Regions from separate parts of the Homo sapiens genome. Here region 2 is linked to region 1. A link is an interaction called in ENCODE POLR2A ChIA-PET data of the cell type or tissue named here. Cell type or tissue: HepG2. All regions are shown on one strand. Links, peaks and the distances in the headings refer to the core of each region. The heading gives the core; the rest is flanking DNA. Region 1 holds the start of LOC105373002 (a long non-coding RNA gene). Region 2 overlaps SYN3 (synapsin III).

Region 1 (11,616 bases), core at 3,740-8,739:
AGTCTTATCTCACAATACAGAGCCCTTGTCTGTCTTCTTGGCCTTCTGTGCTCTTCCATCTCTACTCCTCAGACCCCTCACAGTTGGCCAAGATCTCCAATTTCTTCTCCCCAGTCCCTCCCACCCATGAGGACTTGGCTGCAGCTGACCCCAGACCCTCAAGTGACTGACCTTCTATTCCAGTCGCTAAGTATGTTCCCCACAAAGACTTTCCTCTCTAAGGAGGACTGGGGAAGCAGCTGTTATAAGGTAATAAAATAAAATTCATATCAGCATAAGAATACTTGGTATTGTAATATTTTTGGCCGTCTCTAATGCTGGGCAAGAAGCTAAGTGCTTGGCATGCATTATCTCATTTAATAAGAGACTCAGATTGTCACAGCGCTGTACAGTAAACACGCGGCATAGTGAGTCAGAGCATACTCTCTCAAATTAGAGTTCCAACCCTGCCTCTGACCAGCTGTGTGAGCCTGGGCTTTGTAGTTCATATCTCTGGGCCTCTGTTTTTCTCCTTCATTTGTGTAATGGGAAAGAGTAGGAGCATATTCTGCTTAGCATTATTGTGAAGATTGAAAGGACCAATAAAAGTGTAAAGTGCAGCCAGGTAGAGTGGCCTGCCATCCCAGCACTTTGGGAGGCTGAAATGAGGGGATCGCTTGAGCCCAGGAGTTTGAGACCAGCCGGGGCAACATGGTGAAACTCCGTCTCCACAAAAATGCAAAAATTAGCCAGGCATGGAGGTACACACCTGTGGTACCAGCTACTCGGGAGGCTGAGGTGGAAGGATTGCTTGAGTCTGGGAGGCAGAGGTTGCAGTGAACTGTGATCGCTCCACTGCACTCCAGCCTGGGTGATAGAGTGAGACTCTGTCTCAAAAAGAAAGAGAGAGAGAGAGAGAGGGAGGGAGGGAGGGAGGGAGGGAGGGAGAGAGAGAGAGAGAGAAAGAAAAGTGTAAAGAGCTTAGAATAGTGTCTGGCAATTAGTACATGCTCAATGAATGCTGGCCGTTGTCATAACTGTTGGAGAATGAATAGAGAAATTTGAGATTGCGTCTGTCTTATGATGGGATAACTCACAGAGCGGGGGAATTGGGGGAAGAGTTCTATAGCATGAGTAAGAGTTCACCTCCAGGAACATCTAATGCTCTGAATTTTATGAAATCAAAGCCTACTAGTCATGAGCCCCTTCTCAGCCTCATCAGCTTTTTCTCCTGGCTTTTTCCCCACTGATTTTCTCATTCCCACAAGGCCCAGTGAGACACTTGGGAAAATATTTTCCAAAATAAATTTCAAGTCATTATTTGTCCTAAACCACCCGATTCTGTGGCCCAGCCCTGTCTACTAATGTTACCGCCCTGTCCCTATTTAGACTGAGGTTTTATAACCAACCAGCCCCTCACCAGGGCTTCCCTGTCCGGCCACCCCCTGCCTGAGTCATCCTGTGTTGTCACAATTCTAGATTTATGATGTTGGCTCTTGTGGTCTCAAAGATGACTCTAGATGGGACCAGCCTTGGGCCCAGCCGCGAAGCTAGTTTTGTTGTGTTCCGCCTCCCACCACCCCATTCTTCCGTGGTGTAGTAAGAAGAGCATGTTCTGGGAGTTGGAACAGGGTTGCCTCCAAGCTCAGCTGTTTCCTTTCTGTGTGATCTTGGACCAGGAGGGCTTTCTCAAAGTCTCAATTTCCTCATTAGTAAATGGGGATGTTTGAAGATGAAATTAAATAGACTATACGAAAATGCCTGTACTCGGTACATACTAGGGGTCATTAACATCTATTGTCACAATTTTGAAACATAATAAACCATCCCAAAGCTCGGCGGCTTAAAAAATAATTATTCTTGCTCTCACAGGTCAGATGGGAATTGGCTGCTCTAGGCCTGGCGCTGAGTGGACCAGCAAGCTAGCCAGGACATGGCTAACTGCAGCAGTACAAGAGGGTCATACCCAAATTCACAAGCACATTTTAAGCCACTGTTTGTGTCACGTTTGCTACCAGCCCATTGGCCAAAATAAGCGACATGACCAAGCCCAGAATTAGGGATAGGGGAAGTATACTCCGCCTCTAGTGGAAGAAACTATCAAGTCACCTGACAACAGGTATTGATACAGAGAGGGGTGAAGAATTAGGAACGATGATACAATCAACTGTAATAGGTGGTCAGGAGATACTTGTTTCCTAATTTCATACACTCCTTCACATCCAGGGGCCTCTTTGTTTTACTTTGTGCCCATCCAAACTCCCTGCAGGGAGAAAATGTAAAATGCACATTCATTGGTATGAGTGGCCAATGACTGTTGTGTGGCACCTCAGAGTAAAAGAGGTGCTTCTTGGACAACAACAAAAATCATAATTGTCCATCTTAGTTGTTTGCTGTGAGCCAGGCTCTGAGCTCAGCGTATACTCTGTGTGTGTGATGTCATTTAATCTTTCAGCAACCTCAAGAGGTAGTACGTTCCCATTTTACAGCTAATGAAACTGAGGCTTTGAGAGGTTAATCAACCTGCCCATGGTCATGTAGCTAATATGTGCCAAACAGGGCTTTACAATGCCAAGTCTCAAATGCAGATATTTCTAACCAATGCTGTGCTCTTTCCATTAAACTACTAAGGGCAGGATTTTCACTGGGGCCAAAACTTTAAGTCCGGGTTTCCCAAACTTCAATCGTTGGTCACAACCTTTACAATTTTTACCATATTTATGTACTGTGTATACTGTAATTCATATAATTATTGATATTTTTAAGTTTTATCTTCAATAAACCTATTTTCAAAGAAACTGATGACTACCATAAATGGAAAACCAGTATCTCCTGACAAAAGAAAATAACCATAAAAAACACAAGAACAAAGCAATATTATTGAATTCATGCTGGATACTCTTGCTTGCTATGGGCTCCAAGCTCTCCAGGAAAGTGGGAGGTTTGCTAATATTGGGGAGGTGTTGAAAGAGCACAGGAACCAAACTAAGACTCTCCTTAATAGAGTCTCAAAAGCTAAGCCAGGTGTAGCGGCTCCTGTAATCCCAGCAATTTGGGAAGCTGAAGTGTGCAGGACTGCTTGAGGCCAGGAGTTTGAGACCAGTCTAGGCAATGTGGTGAGACACCCCCCCAATCCCTACAAAAACTTTTCTAAAAGTGTGTCTGTAGTCTCAGCTACTTGGGAGACTGAAGTGAGAGGATCACTTGTGCCTAGGAGTTCAAGATAAGCCTGGACAAGATAGTGAGACTCCATCTCTACCAAAAACAAAAAAAATGTAAAAAAATATTAAAAATATGTAATCCCAGCACTTTGGGAGGCCGAGGTGGGCGGATTGCAAGGTCAGGAGTTCGAGACCAGCCTGGCCAATATGATGGAACCCTGTCTCTACTAAGAATACAAAAATTAGCCAGATATGGTGGCGCGCACCTGTAATCCCAGCTACTCCGGAGGCTGAGGCAGAAGAATTGCTTGAACCCAGGAGGCGGAGGTTTCAGTGAGCTGAGATCACGCCACTGCACTCCAGCCTGGGCAACAGAGCAAGACTCCATCTCAATAAATAAATAAATAGCTGGGAACAGTGGCACACATCTGTAGTCCTAGCTACTCAGGAGTCTGAGGCAGGAGGGTCACTTGAACTCAGGAGGCCAAGGCTGCAGTGAGCCATGATCATACCGCTGCACTCCAGCCTGGGCTATAGAGTGAGACCCTGTCTCAAAAAAAAAAAAAGAAAAAGAAAAATCTCAAAGCTAGAAAATTCACTGAAAAGGAAATAACTTTCTCAGCATATGATTCAGTCTGTTGATGCTATTTTCAAGCATCACCAAACATCATCTCAGATGCCACCAGGATCTCTGTCCCTACCTCATATGCCTGTAGCCTTGGAAGAGGAGCCCACAGTAGGCTCCGAGAAAAGAACACCAAGAGGCCTTCTGGAGATCCCTGGGTCCCTCCTCTGCTGACCCCCTTGGATTTGGAACTCATAGACATGCAGAGGGGCATTCTGGGTGGTGTCTTCCAAGACCAAAGGCCAGTTTTCTCATGACATAGAATATAAGTAGGAGAGGTAAAACCCAGACACATAAAACAGGTGACCAGACAAGCCCCCAAGCCTTTGGCAGTTACAGGGACACACAGACCTGTATTCAAGCTGACTCAAGTTCAAGAGAGTTTCACTTGGTTCCCAGCAACCAGCGAAGGCAGGGGGCTTCAGGGGAGCCAGCCCTTGTCTCTTAACCTGATGGCTTTTTACTCTCCATACAGAACCAAAACCTCTTCCACAAGCCAAACAGGTCTCCACTCACTTCAGCTGCTCCATCTGGAATATCTCATCCAAAACAGAACCACAGAGGGAGAGGGGGCCTTGCCATTTGCTATTCTTGTATTTCTGCAATATCTGCCTCCATTCTTTCCACTGTTTCATTGTTTCTCAGTCTCTGCTCACAAAGCCAGTCAAATCAGAAGTGCCTCAATCCTTGACTCAAACCCGAGAAAACCCTTACTCATAGTTTGCAGGGCCTGGAAAGACTTTCTCAACATCCTCCTGCTCCCATAACGCTGTATTTGCAATCTTCTTGGAGCACCTATTATAACACATCTGCTCCTTCTTTATCCCTCTATTACCCCAAAAAAAGATCTAGCACAAAGAAGCGCTAGCCGGATGTTTAAAACTCAGGTGTAAATATTTATGGAAACTGCCAACACTAAATAAGCGACCTTATGAGTCAGGTTCTCCATCCACCTTCCCAGGGGGACTCAGATGCAAGAAATGTAAGTGGATTTTTCTAAGGTTCATTTTCTATTTTAAGCACCAGCATGAACAAAAGTCAGTTTGGGGTTCCCTCCCCTTCTCCTAGAGTTGCGCCAGACTTTTGGAGCTTGAGTTAGTTCCAAGACAGTGGGAGGAAACACCAATGTTATTGATCCAAATGGCATTCATGGAGATGTCCATCACTAGGTGCTCAGCTGATGGTCCACACAGGTTGCTGTTGAGCCAGGGATCCATTCCATGCATCTCCACTGCTCTGTGCTCTTCCTGGATGCACGGGAATCTTCCTGCTATTCTCATACCTCAGTAGGCACCCTTTCCGCGGCTCCATCCACCTGGACGTTTCAAGCAGCCACTTCCACTCTAGGGTCCTGCTGCTTCTCCAGTGACATAGTTCTACCAGGAAGTAATGTGCAGGTCCCCTCCTTGCCTGAATCTCCTTGGGACTTGTTCCTTATTCCAAGGCTCACGTGCCAGAAGTGGGGTACAGCTCCCCACCCCACCCCAACCCCCAAAATATCCCCTTTTGTGGATTTACCTCCACTTTTCCCCTTTCCCCCAGACAGGGAATTCTTGTCTCATCTCAGAGGTGAGAAGCCCTGCTCTTACATACCGTATTTCTCCCAAATCTGTTGTCTCCTATGCCAAGAGTTGTTTTGGTTTTCCTAAGAACTTGGGTTTTGGAAACAAAAGCAGAGGGCAGGGAGCAGTTACGTCCCTTTCCCAAAGCAGTAGCCACAGAGCAGCCCACTGGCTCAAATGGAGAAGGGTCTCAAGAGAAAGGACATACCAGGTGGAAACAATTACCAATTAACGTTTCAGAAATATCATCCAGCCTCACAAGCTTTAAACACACACGAAAGCACGTATTACTTGTAGAGTAAATTATTAAAGCAGACAAGTTTAAGATGCAAGGAGGTATTTTTCTGCCATTCCTGGGCCCTTAGCTTTTTTTTTTTTTCAGACGGAGTTTCGCTCTTGTTGCCCAGGCTGGAGTGCAGTGGTGCGATCTTCGCTCACCGCCACCTCTGCCTCCCGGGTTCAAGTGATTCTCCTGCCTCAGCCTCCCAAGTAGCTGGGATTACAGGCATGCGCCACCATGCCCGGCTAATTTTGTATTTGTAGTAGAGACGGGGTTTCTCCATGTTGGTCAGGCTGGTCTCGAACTCCCGACCTCAGGTGATCTGCCCTCCTCGGCCCTTAGCTCTCATTTAATTATTGTCTGGCTTTAGGGAGGATTCTGGGTCCCTTGTCCTTGCCTTCTTAATTTTCTTAGGAAAAGTGTTTTGAAGGAAGGAATGTCACTGTCAAAAGGCACAGTTTCACCTCTGAGTCCTCTCTGGATTCTCCCCTCTGGTGTTTTCTCTCGGACCTGGGAACCTCTTCTCTCCTCCTGTGTCTGCCACCTCTCACCACCCTTTCCCCAACCACTTCCTGCTACGACATCATTCTAAGAACTGAGCTGAGGCTGGAGAGAGCTAGGCAGTGGAGGGCCAAAGGCACTGTGATTCCAAAAAGAGGTCTGAACCAGGTTCTCCCCCATCCCTCCCCTTTCCCGGAACAGTCAGAAAAAGAGGAGAAAAGCCACCAAGGCCACAGCACTGGGAGGCCCCAGGCAGCCACCCCAGGAATGAGGGAGGAGGCCACGGGATAGAGGCCGCTGCTGCTCTTCCAAAGGGGATTTCTTCACTTCCTGCCAGGCTCTGGTACACAAACCTGTGTGTTTAGGAGGGAAAGGAATGTCACTGATTGCTCCAGTGGTGGTGGAAAGGGAAAAACGAAAATAACCTGCCCAGCAGTTCAGTTTCCTGTGCATGTGCCTGCATGTGCGAGCGTCAGTCCATCCGCCAGCCCAGCACACTTCCTGCTTGTCTGGGCTGGAAGGCGTTTATTTGGGAGGGTTGCGTGGAGCCAGGGCATGCTGAAAAGGCATTCCCAGGGCCCCTGACACTCACGTGGCAGGACAGCTGCCACCTGCCACCTAGAAGGAGGATCTTTATCCTCAGTGTGCCTTCAGGGACTGGTGGAGAGCACCTCCCTCTTCCTCTTCCCCACCTCATACCCCTCCCCTCCACTGCCAGCCTCCAACCCTGAATGTACGGTTGACTATCTGCTTATATGTCTCGTCTCCCTGCTAAACTTCAGGCTCCCCAAAGGGTAGCAATGGGGTCAAATTCCATTTTGTATGTCCTGCCTAGCACAGTTTCTGGCACTCAGTGGGTATTCAGTATATGTTTGTGAAACTGCACTCTGTCTCCCATCTCCCTCCCTGAATAGTTCCTTTCTCCCATCATCAGTCAGTCTTGTCGCTTTTTTTTTTTTTTTTTTTTTTTTTTTTTGAGGCAGAGTCTCGCTTGCCCAGGCTGGAGTACAGTGGTGAGATCTCGGCTCACTACAACCTCCACCTCCTGGGTTCAAGCGATTCTCCTGCCTCAGCCTCCAAGTAGCTGGGATTACAGGTGCCCAGCTAATTTTTTGTATTTTTAGTAGAGACGTGGTTTCTTCATGTTGGCCAGGCTGGTCTTGAACTCCTGACCTTGTGATCCACCCGCCTCGGCCTCCCAAAGTGTTGGGATTACAGGTGTGAGCCACCGCGCCCGGCCCCTTGTCTCTTTCTTTAAGCACATCCTCTCAGTAAATGCTCTGAACTGTCCTATAGGAGAAGTATTGTTACCTCCATTTTACAAATGAGAAGGCTAAACTCAAGGTCAAATTCATACCAATCATAAAATATTAGAGGTTTGAAATATTGAGATTTGAACATGGGGTCTTCTGATTTATTTCTACTATAACTCTTTTTTCCCTCCTCTGTTCTTCATTTATCTTTTCCTTTATGGGTCTGTTCTGCCCCCCCCGCCCCCCCACCATTTCTAATTTGCCCTCTCATTATTCTTAGAGATCTCTTACAGTGATTTCAAGGACTCTCTGGGCTTTTGGCAGAAGGCTTAAGTTGACCCCTGTGGGGCGAGATTAGGTGGCAACGCAAAGTGTGAAGATAAACATCCTTCACATCCCTGCTCAAATCTCACCCCCTTGGTGGGGCGCAGTGGCTCACGCCTGTAATCCCAGCACTTTGGCAGGCCGAGGTGGGTGGGTCACAAGGTCAGGAGTTCAAGACCAGCTTGGCCAACATGGTGAAACCCCATCTCTACTAAAAATACAAAAATTAGCCGGGCATGGTGGCGTGCACCTGTAATCCCACCTACTCAGGAGGGGCTGAGGCAGGAGAATTGCTGAATCTGGGAGGCAGAGGTTGTAGTGAGCTGAGATCACATCATTGCACTCCGGCCTGAGTGACAGAGTGAGATTCCATCTCAAAAAACAAAAACAAAAAACAAACAAACAAATAACTTCCTCAAAAAAGGTTTCCCTATCACTTTTATAAGCTCATCTTTTTAAGTGTAAATTGTGTGCACATTTTATAATGTCCATATGGATCAGCATATTAATACAAGTATAACTTTTAGGTAGATTTAAAAAACAAATAACTCATCATATATTGAGATGCATCCTCACCTTTTTTTGATAGGGGGCCTGATCAAAAAGTTTGGGATAGGGCCAAGCACAGTGGCTCAAGCCTGTAATCCCAGTATTTGAGAGGCCAAGGTGGGAGGATCATTTGAGCTTAGGAGTTCGAGACAGCCTGGGCAACATAGTGAGACCCCCATCTCAAAAATAAAAATAAGGCCGGGTACGGTGGCTCACGCTTGTAATCCCAGCACTTTGGGAGGCCGAGGCGGGCGGATCACGAGGTCAGGAGATCGAGACCACGGTGAAACCCCATCTCGACTAAAAATACAAAAAATTAGCCAGGCGTGGTGGGGGCGCCTGTAGTCCCAGCTACTCGGAGAGGCTGAGGCAGGAGAATAGCGTGAACCCAGGAGGCGGAGCTTGCAGTGAGCCGCGATTGCGCCACTGCACTCCAGCCTGGGCGACAGAGCAAGACTCCATCTCAATTAAAAAAATAAAATAAAAAGATAAAAAATCAAAATCAAAATAAAAAAGTTTGGGGTAGGACACTGAGTGTGGCTTAAGTCCTTTCACAGTCTTGTGATTTGGATTGCCCTTCTAGAAAATGGTTGGAATCCTTAACCAGAAACTTCTTTATTATTATTATTTTTTTTAAATGGAGTCCTGCTCTGTCACCCAAGGCTGGAGTGCAGTGGCATGATCTCGGCTCACTGCAACCTCCGTCTCCCAGGTTCAAGCGATTCTCCTGCCTCAGCCTCCCGAGGAGCTGGGATTACAGGCGCTTGCACCACGCCTGGCTAATTTTTGTATTTTTAGTAGAGACAGGGTTTCCCCACATTGACCAGGCTGGTCTCAAACTCCTGACCTCAGGTGATTCACCTGCCGCTGCCTCCCAAAGTGCTGGGATTTCAGATGTGACCCACCGCACCCGGGCCTTAACCGGAAACTTAACCAGCACAGTGTGAGGATTGCCAGAGGAAATGCTCTAGAAATATGGGAGTTTCCATCTTTGGAGGCTGGGGAGGGGCAATCTGTACCCCTGAAAAGGGTTTCTCAAACAATGAGGTCCCCCAATTTCTCAGGAAGCACTTTTTCGTTTTCTTAATATCAGCTTTATTGAGATATAAGTCACTTACAATACAATTTACCCACTTTAAGTGTAGTATTAAGTGGCTTTTAGTATATTCGCAGATATGTGCAACCATTACCACCTTCAATTTTAGACCATTTTCCTCTCCCCAGCGAGAAACATCATACTCATTAAGCAGTCATTCCCCTTCCCTCCTCCCACACCCCAACAGCCCTAGGCAATTTTTTTTTTTTTTTTTTTTTTTGAGATGGAGTCTTGCTCTGTCGCCCAGGCTGGAGTGCAGTGGCACCATCTCGGCTCACTGCAAACTCTGCCTCCCGGGTTCACAACATTCTCCTGCCTCAGCCTCCCGAGTAGCTGGGACTACAGGCGCCCGCCACCACGCCCAGCTAATTTTTTGTATTTTTAGTAGAGACAGGGTTTCACCGTGTTAGCCAGAATGGTCTCGATCTCCTGACCTCATGATCCGCCTGCCTCAGCCTCCCAAAGTGCTGGGATTACAGGCATGAACCACCGCGCCCGGCCCCAGAACTCACATCTTAACGTTTAGCTTCCCAGGGATTCTGAAGCACGTACGAGTTGCAGAGCCTTGAACTCCAGTGAGGTGATGTTCATTCTGAACACGTGAGCTCCACGGTTCAGATCACAAGTCAGAAAGAGGCCAGCCCTGCCTGACTGCCTGTAATTTAATCACCATTGTTGACGTTCGTGCTCAATGTATTGAGGTGTTTCTCATATATGATGATGCCATGGGACCACATTTACTCTTCATAATCAATCTGTGGGGCTGGTTTGGTCACCCCCGTTTTGCTGCAGAGGCAGAGACCTGGGCGAATGCCCAGGCACACCCAGCTTAAGCTACGTAGCAAACCAGAGCCTTCTGACTTGAAGCCCGATGCTTATTTATAATACCCCTGTGACTCTGTTTCTAAATCAAAGATGAATCCAAGTGATCTGACAAATATGAATAGATTTTTTTTTTTCCGAGACAGAGTCTTGCTCTGTCGCCCAGGCTGGAGTGCAGTGACACGATCTCCGCTCACTGCAATCTCTGCCTCCCAGGTTCACGCCATTCTCTCACCTCAGCTTCCGGAGTAGCTGGGACTACAGGCGCCCGCCACCACGCCCGGCTAATTTTTTTGTATTTTTAGTAGAGATGGGGTTTCACCATGTCAGCCAGGATGGTCTCGATCTCCTGACCTTGTGACCCGCCCACCTCGGCCACCCAAAGTGCTGGGATTACAGGCGTGAGCCACCGCACCCGGCCAAATATGAATAGATTTATGAAGACTGTGAGGAGCTGGGGCTGGAGTCCTGTCTGCTTAGCCCCTACTCCACCCCAGTGGTACTCCTGCAGCTTCTTAGTGGAACCCCTAGTTCTCTGAAGAACACAGTTTAAAAACCGCTGGCCTAGGAGCTTAAAGTCATCTCTCAAGGAGAATTTGATCTAAATGAGATTAATAATGTCTCATTAATTCATCAACCCTTTCTAAACAGCCATCTTGTGCCAGCACTTTGGTCGATTCTGAGTACACAATAAACAAGGCACAGTCCCTGCCTCCAAGGAGCTTACAATCTAGCAGAGAGGCATGGGATAAATGCTACAATAGAGGTTCATTCCTGGGAGTATGGGCAGAGGAGGCAGCCAGCGTGATTTGTGGGGTACCAAGGAAGGCTTCCTGGAGGAGGTGAGGCCTCAGTGGAGACTTGAAGACAGTATAGTCCTTCACCAGGCAGAGGGAGGAGAGAAAAAGCATTTCAGTTGGAGGAAAGCAGGTGCAAAGGTAAATAGGCAAGAGTGGCCTGTGTGTTTGTGGAGAGAACAGTTTTGCAGTTCTAGAACATATGGATTGAAGAAAGGAGTGGCAGCAAGAGCATGAGACTGAAGAATTGGATCAGGATCAAATGGGAAGAGGATAGGACTTTATAACATCCAATAGCCACACAAAGTGTCATCCAATTCAGTGCTAAACCACAGATTCTGACAACAGCACTCATCCAAGGAAAAGGGACATGGTGGCTCACACCTGTAATCCAGGCACTTTGGGAGGCCAAGGTGGGAGGATTCCTTGAGGCCAGGAGTTTGAGACCAGCCTGGGAAACACAGCAAGACCCTGCCTTTACAAAACAAATATTTAAAAGTTAGCCAGCTGTGGTGGCACCTATAGTCCCAGCTACTAGGGAGACTGAGATGGTATATCACTTGAGCCAGGAGATCGAGGCTGCAGTGAGCTATGATAGCACCACTGAGCCATGATCACACTACTACATTCCATCCTGGGCAACAGAGTAAGAACGTGTCTCAAAAAA
Region 2 (11,616 bases), core at 2,713-7,712, 290 kb before region 1:
TTATAGACTACCTAGGCTCAGGTAGTTGATAGCAGTGTAGAACAGACTGATACAAGTGTCTAATCTGTTGTTAAGCCTAGCGGTGCATTTTCTATTTCAGATATTATAATTTTTATCTCTACAAGTTTCATTTTTAATTTTTAAAATATGTTTCTTTCTCTCCCATTGTATTGTTTCCATCTACATTCTTGAGAACCTCTTTATAACAGTTGTTTTAACTTCCATTTCTGCTCTTCCCATCATCTCTCCATTTCCACGTCTGTTTCTATTCGTTGATTTCTCCTTGTTGTGGGTCATATTCTTCTGCTTCTTTGCATTCCTCGTAATTTGTGATTGAATGTCACTACTTTTACATTGTGAATGTGATGTGTTGGGTGCTGGGTTTTGTTAGATTCCTTTAAACAGTGGTTTAGTTTTTTCTGAGATGCAGTTAAGTTACTTGTAATAAACTTGATCCATTCAAGACTTGGTTTTAAGCTTTTCTTGGGACAGATCTACATGGAGTGATTGATTATTCTAGTTTGCCTGGGATTAAGGAGTTTTCCAAGACATGGGACTTTCACTGTAAAACTGGGATTGAAGAGTTTCTGAGAAATGGGACTTTTAGTTTTAAAGCTGAGAAAGCCCAAGGCAAACCGGGACAAACTGGTCGTCCTAGATCCAGAGCATGCTGTTGGCCAGGGATAATTCAGTCCCACTATGAAATTTTGAGTAACCTACCCATTTGACAAGGTCTTTACCCTCTAGCTGGTGAGCACATGGGTTCTTCCCAGCTCTGTGGATTCTGGAGATTGTTTCCTAATGGCTTTTTCCTGGCCTTGATTACTTTCCTTTCATGTATGCTCAAATTAGTTACTCAGCGAAAGACATAGATCTCCCTGGAGTTTGTGAGGTTTTTTGTTTGTTTGTTTGTTTGTTTGTTTTATTTTTTCTCTGCAGATTCATCTTTTCCTATACTCTGTCCTGCAAATTTTAGCTGCCATGGCTACCCTGAACTTCAATCTTTGTATCCTTAACTCAGTGAAACTGATGAACTCTGCCTTCTCCCATGCTGTTCTGCTGCCTGGAAACTGCCTCTAGGCAGTAAGCTAGGATAAACATAGGGATAATTTTGTTCCCTCTTACAGGAATCATAGTCCTGAAATGCCTGTTGTCTAGTTCCTGAAAACTGATATGTAATGCAGTTTGTCTGGCTTTATTGTTGTTTAAGATGGGAGTGTATATGTAATCTCTGGTACTTCATTGTTGCCATATGCAGAAGTCTTTACATTTCACACCTCCATATATTTTTTAAATGTATATGTTATAAATACTTGAAGGAGTTGTTCTTTTTCAGGGTACACCAGTTTGGATGCTTTCAGTTTAAGCTTACTAAGACAATGGAATATTTGAAAATAATAATGGCAACTATTTACTGAGTCTCAGCCCTGTGCTGGATGTTTCATATACATTGTCTTGAATCATCACAAAAACATTTAAAGATAGATATTATTGATATCATTACCTCTGTTTTAAAGATATCAAAATTGATATTCAAATCAGTAACTTCACTAAACTCATCAGCTAGTATATTGAACAGCTTACATGTGAATGTAGTCTCTCTGAGTACTCATTTGTCCATACCACAGTGCCTAATGTGTAGTATTAAAATGTTATCCCACCAGCTGGGCACAGTGGCTCACGCCTGTAATCCCAGCACTTTGGGAAGCTGAGGCGGGTGGATCGCCCTGAGGTCAGGAGTTTGAGACCAGCCTGGCCAACATGGTGAAACCCTGTCTCTACTAAAAATACAAAAATTAGCCGGGCGCGGTGGCGGGTGCCTGTGATCTCAGCTGCTTAGGAGGCTGAGGCAGGAGAATTGCTTGAACCTGGGAGGTGGAGGTGGCAGTGAGCTGAGATCACGCCGTTGCACTCCAGCCTGCGCAACAAGAGTGAAACTCCATCTCAAAAAAAAAAAAAAAAAAATACCATACCAAAAGCCTTAGAGGTCAAAATAATTTGTGGTGAAAAGGTTAGCTCATGCAGAATATTTAAGTAATTCTGATAGTAGCGTTTTTTGCGATATAGGTGAATAACTAATTTGTTATTTTGTGTGTGTGTGTGTGAGAGAGAGAGAGAGAGAGAGAGAAAGAGAGAGAGAGAATGAGTCTAGGTGCAGATTTCTATGCGCATGTTTTTGGTGAAGTGAATAAAGGAGCTTTACCTGGCCACATTGACCTTCTTCGAGCCCTGGTGACTTTGAATATGATACTGAAATTGCATTCAATTCCCAAAGTTATTATTTTAATTTGCTAGGTTCCACAATTACCATACACTTAGTGGCTTAAAACAACAGAAATTTATTTTCTTCCAGTTCTGGAGGCCAAAATTCCCAAATCAAGGTTTCAGCAGAGCTGCACACCCTCTGAAGGCTCCAGGGGAGACCTTCCTTGGCTCCTCCAGCTTCTAGTGACTCTCAGCATTTCTTGGCTTGTGGCAGCATCACTCCATCTCTGCTGCCATCTTCCCATGATCTTCTTTCCTGTGTCTTTCTGTCTTTTCCTCGTCTCTTCTCTTCTAAGGACTTGTTAGTGGATTTAGTGTGCCTCCCCCGCAACTCCCACCAGTCTAAGATGATTTCATCTGATATCCTTAACTGGATTACATCTGAAAAGACCCTAGTTCCCAAAGAGGTCACATTCACAGGTATCAGAGGTTAGGACTTGGACATAGCTTTTTGAGGAATACAATTCAATTCACTACAATTTTCATGAGAGTCTTCCAAATGGCTGCTCTTTCATATTCTACCAGAAAGGCTATCAAGCTATCTTGAAGGGAAGGTGGTTTGGACACCTCTGTGTTCATTTCCATGGTGCTGAAGGTTTTAGACAGTTAAATAACAGAAGAATGCCCTTTTACTTTGCTAGGCCACCTTTCTGCTTGATCCCACGGAAGCTGGCTACCTTGCAACCCAGGCAGTTATCTCCTGTAATTATTCATAAACCACAACTGAGAAATAACTCTAGACACCCACATCTGAACAAGATGAACCTCTAACTTGTACATCCAAGCCTGAGTGTGACTTCTCTCCAGGTATCTCTCTTTCCATTTGGGCAGCGAGACAGCCCTTGGGTCCTTGCCACTTTTGAGTCAGAGATTCTATCTTCCAAGATTCTGTTTCACTCCCTCTCTGCATATATTTGGTGACCAGGTATCCTGTTTTGCAACTTTCTTCTAATGTCTTTTTATCTGCGCACATAAGCAACAACTTTTCTTCTTAATTCTTCTTTGTGACCTTGCCAACTAAGAATCTTGAACATGATGGGACTGAATGTTTAAGGCATTAAACTTAATAACTAGGCCATTACCACTATTTACTAACCTGGACTCATTCACAGTGATCTTTTCGCCTTGCCACAGCATAATGAGGTTATTAATTACAGCAAGAGGCGTAAGTACTCCCGGTTTGCTCTAATGCTATCTGGGGAGATGGCTGGGTCTTTGGTCATAATTCCTGTTAAATGACTCCAAGGAGATACAGTTAAGTTGCCATGAAATGATATTTCCCTTCAATGTAAACTTTTTTCTTTAAATGGGTTGTTTTTAGGTCCCTAAAATTCCCAGTTATAAGCCACCTAATGCCTCATTCAGCTGAACAGTGGGGGCCATGGAGTGTGGCAGTTAAAAGCACAGGGCCAGCTGAGCGTGGTGGCTCACACCTCTAATCCCAGCACTTTGGGAGTCCGAGGCGGGCGGATCACGAGGTCAGGAGTTCAAGACCAGCCTGGCCAACATGGTGAAACCCCCTTTCTACTAAAAAACAAACAAACAAACAAAAATTAGCTGGGTGTGGTGGCAGATACCTGTAATCCCAGCTACTCGGGAGGCTGAGGCAGGAGAATTGCTTGAAACTGGAAGGCAGAGGTTGCAGTGAGCCGAGATTGAGCCACTGCACTCCAGCCTGGGTGAAAGAGTGAAACTCTGTCTGAAAACAACAACAACAACAAAAACACAGGCCCTGGTGCCACACCGCCTGGGTTTGAATACCAGCTCTGCTACCTACTATATGATGCTGTGCATGTTATTTGATCTTTTTCTGCCTCCATTTCCTCATCTGGACAAGCATGAGGATTAAATGAATTCATATGTGTAAAATGCTTAGGCCGGTACCTGGCACATAGTGAGTGCTTCATACATGTGAGTGGTTATGTTTATCCATTAAACCCAAAGAAATTGCTTTTGGCATCTACTGTGTATAAGGCACAGTTTGGTGCTATGCATTTTAGCCGATAGCATTATAGGTTGACTTGTCACCCCCAAAATTCATATGTTGAAGTCCTAACCCACAGTAGAATGTGACTTTATTTGGAGATAGGGTCTTTAAAGAGGTAATCAAGTTAAAGTGAGGCTATTAAAGTGAGGGTAGTGTATATGACTGGTGTCCTTATAAGAACAGGAGCTTTGGATATAGAAGGAGGACAATGTAAGAAGACACAGGGAGCAGATGGCCATCTACAAGCCAAAGAGAGAGGTCTGGAACACATCCTTCCCTTATAGCCCTCAGCAGGAACCAGCCCTACCAGCACCTTGATTTTGGACTTCTAGCCTCCAAAACTGTGGAGAATGAATTTATGCTGTTTAAGCCACCTATTACAGCAGCCTTGGGAGACTAAGACAGGTGGTTATAGTGAGAAATCCCAGGGAGCATGTCATCTGGTAAGAGGGATGTATTCCATGGGACTCTGGTTGTAAGCAACAGAAATCCATGAAAGCTCATTTAAACAAATAGGCAACCCAAAAGATGAACTCACAAAATCCAAAGGTAGGTCTGTAGCTGGCACATAAACATCCCCATCTCTTGCCCCTGCCCCTCTCTTGGTGACTGTGACATTCCTCCCTCTCTCTGTCTCTCTCCACCCTGGTTTTCTGTGCTTTGCCAGTGCAGATGACAGAAAACATGGTTTGTGCATTAAAGATACAACCACCTAGAAAGAAACTGCATGACTCACTCATCAGTTTCAAACTCTCAGGGAAGAGTATCTCATTCTTCCACCCCGAGTCAGATGCTTACCCCATCAACTGTGACCAAAAGGGCAGTATGTCAATGAACAAACATGGTGCTGCTGCTGTAACCAGATGGATGGAGCAAGAGGAGGGGCCATTACCAAGAGAAGAAAACTGGGCATATGACCAGGGTGGGGGGTGGGTCCGTTAATAGAGAGAAATAATCACCGAGTCATGATGCCATACCACTGTAGAGCATGAAGGTGAGAAAATCTAGAGAAAATGTCCCATCAAACAGCATCTGCAGAGTCATGATGCCATACTACTGTAGAGCATGAAGGTGAGAAAATCTAGAGAAAATGTCCCATCAAACAGCATCTGCAGAGTCATGATGCCATACTACTGTAGAGCATGAAGGTGAGAAAATCTAGAGAAAATGTCCCATCAAACAGCATCTGCAGAGTCATGATGCCATACTACTGTAGAGCATGAAGGTGAGAAAATCTAGAGAAAATGTCCCATCAAACAGCATCTGCAGAGTCATGATGCCATACTACTGTAGAGCATGAAGGTGAGAAAATCTAGAGAAAATGTCCCATCAAACAGCATCTGGCATGTTCTGGTCTTGGAGCTGGAATTGCCTCTTCCACCTTCAAAGAGGCAGAAATTAGCAAGGATTAAAAGCATAGGTCCTTGAATCAGAGACACATGGGCTTCAATCCAGTTTGGCCTTGTATTAATTGTGCTGCCTTGGACATGCCACCAGGCCTCTTAGAGCCTCAGCTTCCTCATCTTTCAAAAAGAAAGATGAAAATAATATCGGCAACTTCCTAAGTTTGAGGGGAGCTTTAAAGGTGTACTTTGTACCTCTAAGTACCCAATATGTGTTAACCGTTGTTACCACCGTTGGTATTTGATGAATCCTTTTTTGCTTTGCTTTATTCTTCAGGCTGAATTCTCAGAGTTGAACCTAGCTGCCTATGTGACCGGGGGCTGCATGGTGGACATGCAGGTCGTGAGAAATGGGACCAAAGTGGTGAGGTAAGTAGGATTAAAATATGCAGAACCTTCTGAGAATTGCATACGTGGAACCTCATGTAGCCCACCCCTCCGTCCACTTCCTGCGACCTAACTCCTTTGCCACATGTACTTTCCTGTACAGAATGTCTGCTTCCCAGGTGTGGTTGCAGTAGTAATGACCAGCGGCACATATCATACGTGCAGCACCTGTGGTGTCCCCAAGTGAGCCCTGGGCTTGGAGAGAAAAGACTTGGGTTCCATTTCTGGCTTTGAGGCTCTGCTCTGGCATATTATTTAGTCCCTTTTGTCCTCTACTTCTCATCTGCAGCATGATGATATGCACTGAAGTTAGAGGCTGCTAAAGTTTACAGAAACTCACATGTATGACAGCACCCTGTTAACTCTGAAGTGCGGTACGAATGGAAGGTTTATTAGAATAAATGAAATTCAACTTCCTGCAATATGGCAGACTAAGTGTTCATAGAATCTTCTCCAAGTAGACCAAAACTAAAAGCACTAGATATATAATATGTTCAGAAATCTGTTTGTAATTTATGCTGAATTGGAGAGCAAGTGAGGGGTTTCTTCAGAAGCCAAAAATGACAAGAATGTATAAATCCATAGGCGAGATAAACACATGTATGAATACATTGCTATCTAGTTAAGTACCCAGAGAACGATACACACTAGGTCTCATGAGGGTTTAGAGAAGGAAGAGACAGGATTCAGATTTGGGGAAGGAGGGAAAACAGGAAAAGCTTTGAGGAAAAGGTAACATTTGTTCTGAGCCTGGTCCAATGGTAGAATGTGGACATTCTCAGGCTGGGTGTAGGGAAAGAGAAGTATATCCTAAGAGTAGGAAACAGCCTCTGCAAATAAAGACAGATCCAAAAAAAAAGGTGCATGTTTGGTATATTAGTCCTTTTTCATGCTGCTGATAAAGACATATACTCGAGACCGGGTAATTCATAAAGAAAAAGAGGCTTACTGGACTCACAGTTCCACGTGGCTGAGGAGGCCTCACAATCACGGTGGAAGGTGAAAGGCATATCTTACCTGATGGCAGACAAGAGAGAACGAGAGCCTGTGCAGGGAAACTCCCCTTTATAAAACCGTTAGATCTCTTGAGACTTACTCACTAACACGAGAACAGCATGAGAAAGACCCGCCCCCATGATTCAATTACCTCCCACCAGGTCCCTCCCATGACACATGGGAATTGTGGGAGCTACAATTCAAGATAAGATTTGGGTGGGGACACAGCCAAACCATATCATTTGGTAAATTATGATAATTCAACTAATTCAGCCATTCTTTATTGAGTGCCTACTGTATGCCATGAAAGACATTTGGCTTCCTATTTCCAGTAACGGTGGGCTAGGTCATTTGGACCAGCTTTTCCCCTGAAAACAACGTAAAAACTGATACTAAATAATTACAGTCTTTAAAGGCCTTCTAAGAGTTGGTGTGACAGTAAGGAATTACCAGGAAGAGACTGATGGGAAAATGAAAACCCAGACAGGTAAATGAGTACAAAGCCACCTGTATCCTGAGAGTATTCACTAGATCAGCCAAATTTGCAACTGGTTTTGAGAGCTTAGTGGAGGCAAGGGAGACAGAAATCAACACTCAGGGCCACTCACAATAGGGAGTGTAACAGTAGACCCTCTCCACAATAAGCTGAGATTCCCCAAAGGACTACAGCTTCTAGGTGAACATGAATTACAAGTAGGTGAGCCCTCACAAGTACTTGCAGCTTGAATTGCAGTTTGAATACCCCAGCCCTCCAGGAAACCTCAGGCATTGAACTTGGTTTATGGTGATCCCAGACATGCCAGAAATAAAAGCAAATCCTATGTAAAGGAAGGCACTTTCAAGCTAGGCTTCAAATGATCCTTCAAATAATTTTTTTGTATAATAGCTAGTACGTAGTCAAAGATAACCAGGTGAAACAGGAACAATAGACAATGGAGACAGAACCTCAAAGACAGAAGACATTAGAATTATCACACAGGTTATTTTTAAAAACTATACATATCAAATTGAAAAAAATCAGGTATGGAGATATCTGCGGAGAAAAGGACACTAAAAAAAGTTATATAACCAGGTTTTTGTGTTTGTTTGTTTTGAGATGGAGTTTCGCTCTTGTTGCCCAGGCTGGAGTGCAATGGCATGATCTTGGCTCACTGCAACCTCCGCCTCCCAGGTTCAAGCAATTCTTCTGCCTCAGCCTCCCGGGTAGCTGGGATTACAGACATGCACCACCACACCAGGCTAATTTTGTATTTTTAGTAGAAACAGGGTTTTGCCATGTCGGTCAGGCTGGTCTCAAACTCCTGACCTGAGGAGATCCCCCGGCCTTGGCCTCCCAAAGTGTTGGAATTACAGGTGTGAGCCACCGCGACCAGCCGATACAACCATTTTTTTTTTAAACACAACTTCTGGAAATGAAAACTACAGTAATCAAAATTATTGTGTTTAACATCACATTAGACATGGCTGAAAAAGCGTTTATGAAATGAAAGGTACAGCTGAAGAGATTATCCTGAAGGAAGCACAGAGAGAAAAAGATCGGAGGTGCAGGAAAGACTGTTAGATTCTAGGAGAGGGCCTAATATTCATTTAATCAGAATCTCAAAAGAGAGAGGTAAAAGAGAATAGAGCAGAGACAGTATTTGAAGAAATGATTGTTTTGGAAAGATACCAAACCACCGAAAGCAGAAGCTTGGCAAATTTCAAGCGGATAAATAAAAATAATTCCACACCAAGACTCAATAGTGATATTTAGAAAGAAAAAGCCAGAGGAAAAAAGGCAGATTACAGATGGTCCCCAATTTACAATGGTTTGACTTATGATTTTTTGACTTTGTGATGATGCAAAGTGACACTCATTCAGCAGAGCATTAATAAATTGCATGAGATCTTCAACACTTTATTATAAAATAGACTTTTTGTTCAAAGATTTTGCCCAACTGTAGGCTAATGTAAGTGCTCTGATAATGTCTAAGGTAGGCTAGGCTAAGCGATGATGTTTGGTAGGTTAGGGGTAATAAATGCATTTTCTTTTTTTCTTTTTTTTTTGAGACGGAGTCTCGCTCTGTCGCCCAGGCTGGAGTGCAGTGGTGCGATCTCGGTTCACTGCAAGCTCTGCCTTCCAGGTTCACACCCTTCACCTGCCCCAGCCTCCCAAGTAGCTGGGACTACAGGCGCCCACCACCATGCCCAGCTAATTTTTTGTATTTTTAGTACAGACGGGGTTTCACCGTGTTAGCCAGGATGTTCTCCATCTCCTGACCTCATGATCCTCCCACTTTGGCCTCCCAAAGTACTGAGGTTACAGGTGTGAGCCACTGCGCCCGGCCAATAAATGCATTTTCAACTTAGGATATTTTCAGTTTACAATGGGTTTATTGGGATGCAGCCCCTTTGTAAGTTAAGGAACATCTGTACTTTTGTTAAAGTAACAGACTGGCAGCTTCCTGAGAACAGTGGTGGAAAAATGTCTTCAGTGTGCTGAGAGAAATTAATTGCCAACCTATAATTCTATCCTCAGAGAAACATCTTTTATGAATGATGGCAAAATAAAAACATTTACAGACCTTCACAAAGGGAAACTGTAAAGTATGTATGTACTTTAGGCAAAAATAAAATGACCTCAGATTAACGTAGAGCTGCAAGATTATATGAAGGGCAAAGAAAGTGGTGTTAATAGGTATTGTCTTCAAAAGACAATAAAATAATTTTATGGATTTAAAAATATATGAAGGATTAAAATATACAACATTAAGTTAGTAGAGATTGAGGGTAAATGGAATTAAGATATTCTGAGGCCCTTGTATTGTCAGGGAAGAAAGTAAACATGGCCAGGTGTGGTGGCTCACGCCTGTAAATCCCAGCACTTTGGGAGGCCAGGTGGGTGGATTGCCTGCACTCAGGAGTTTGAGACCAGCCTGGGCAACATGGTGAAACTCCATCTCTATGAAAAATACAAAAAAATAGCAGAAATCCTCCCAGCTACTCAGGGAGGCTGAATTGGTAGAATTGATTGAGCCCGGGGAGGTCAAACCTGCAGTGAGCTGTGATCACGCCACTGCACTTTAGCCTGGGTGACAGAGAAACATCTTGTCTCAAAAAAAAAAAAAAAAAAGTAAATATATTAATAGCAGGCTTTAAAAACCAACACAGAACAGGTGTTGTAAATAACACAAAGTAAATGGTTGATTTACACCCAATATAACAGCAGGTCTGATCTGATATCATTCTGAATTGCTTATACAGCAGTGCTGGTTATTAAAATATTGAAACTTTTCTATACCGGTAGGTAAATAGCCATTGCCTTGAGCCTACTGAGTGACTTCAGCCACCTTAACCCCATGAGACTGTTCCTGTGTCCCCCAGTCCACCACACTCCTGTCCCCAAGCCCATATTCTTGTTCTCCCCTGGCCACAGGATGCCCAGACATTGTAGGGAAGAACCTCAGAAGTAGTAGTGGAACCCCAGAGAGTGAATGCTTGGTTTCTCCTGTCTCTTCAAGGCTATAAATGCCTGTGCATCTTCTGGATTCGCCCTCTCATGGTCATTTGTGAGAACTGCAAACCCCACAAAGTACTCTGGGAGTTGTTAAATATTTGTGTCACCAGTGTATGTATACCAATAATTACATTAAATGTAAATGGACTAAATGCACTAATTAAAGAGAAGAGTTATCAGTGTAACTTTTAAAAAATCTAAATGTTTTCCATTCAAGACATTCATCTAAAATATAAGCATATAGAAAATTTGAAAGTTAAAGAAAGGGGAAAAATATACCATGCAACTGTGCAGCAAAAGAAAGCTCACTGATGCAGCTGCATTAATGTCTGGGGGAAAAAATAGACTCGAAGGTGAAAAGCATTACTAGGGAAAAGGAAGTAATTTATTATGATAAAGATTCATTTACTTAGAAGAAATAATTTTAAATGTATAAGCACTATATAAAAATACCTCAAGATATACTTCAAAAATGGACAAAACTATAAGGAGACATAAAGAAGTTCCTGATTATTGGAGATTAGGAGAATAATGCTAAATATATACTTTCATGTACTTCTTCATAGCACCCTCATTTTGCACACAAGTACTATAAAAAGCCTAAAATGCTATTGTTTAGGAATCTGTGCTCATATTTGGTATTTTTTGTACTCGTGTCTGCTTCCCTATTTGGTAGGGTGGCTGGATCTCCTTCATTTGTAACAGGTAAAAACAAGAACATCTATCCCGGCTGGGCACAATGGCTTACGCCTGTAATCCCAGCACTTTGGGAGGCCAAGGTGGGCAGATTGCTTGAGATCAGGAGTTTGAGACAAGCCTGGGCAATATGGCAAAACCCTGTCTCTAATAAAAATGCAAAAATTATCCAGGTGTGGTGGTGTGCGCCTGTAGTCTCAGCTATTTGAGTGGCTGAGGCATGAGAATCACTTGAACCTGGGAGCGGATGCTGCAGTGAGCCACTGCAGTGAGCCTGGATGACAGATTGAGACCCTGCCACAAAAAAAAAAAAAAAAGAACAACTATCCCATTGGTCCTCAGATTTAGCTACAGATTAGAATCACCTAGGAATTATTTTAAAATCC

Evidence for each region. ChIA-PET counts read pairs that join two places held together with the same protein. Peaks named below come from ENCODE experiments on the same cell type or tissue, not always from the same donor. Only the 100,000 strongest peaks of a DNase experiment are listed, where the experiment ranks them.
Region 2: POLR2A ChIA-PET joins it to region 1 with 6 read pairs; 3 of 35 experiments call an interaction of 5 or more read pairs at or near these places.

What each region holds. Positions count from the first base shown.
Region 1 is chr22:32,639,542-32,651,157 of GRCh38, reverse strand. The region is part of intron 6 of SYN3 (synapsin III); the gene reads left to right. It overlaps LOC105373002 (a long non-coding RNA gene), which reads right to left and starts at 9,927. Exons shown (of 4, transcript XR_938176.4): 1 at 9,843-9,927. In HepG2, for the core only: a CTCF peak has its summit at 6,389; a DNase peak (open chromatin) is centred at 6,477.
Region 2 is chr22:32,925,798-32,937,413 of GRCh38, reverse strand. It overlaps SYN3 (synapsin III), which reads left to right. Exons shown (of 14, transcript NM_003490.4): 4 at 5,933-6,024. Among named protein-coding and RNA genes, the nearest start is that of SYN3, 130 kb to the left of the region's middle. In HepG2, for the core only: no CTCF peak of the experiment used is centred there; a DNase peak (open chromatin) is centred at 5,033.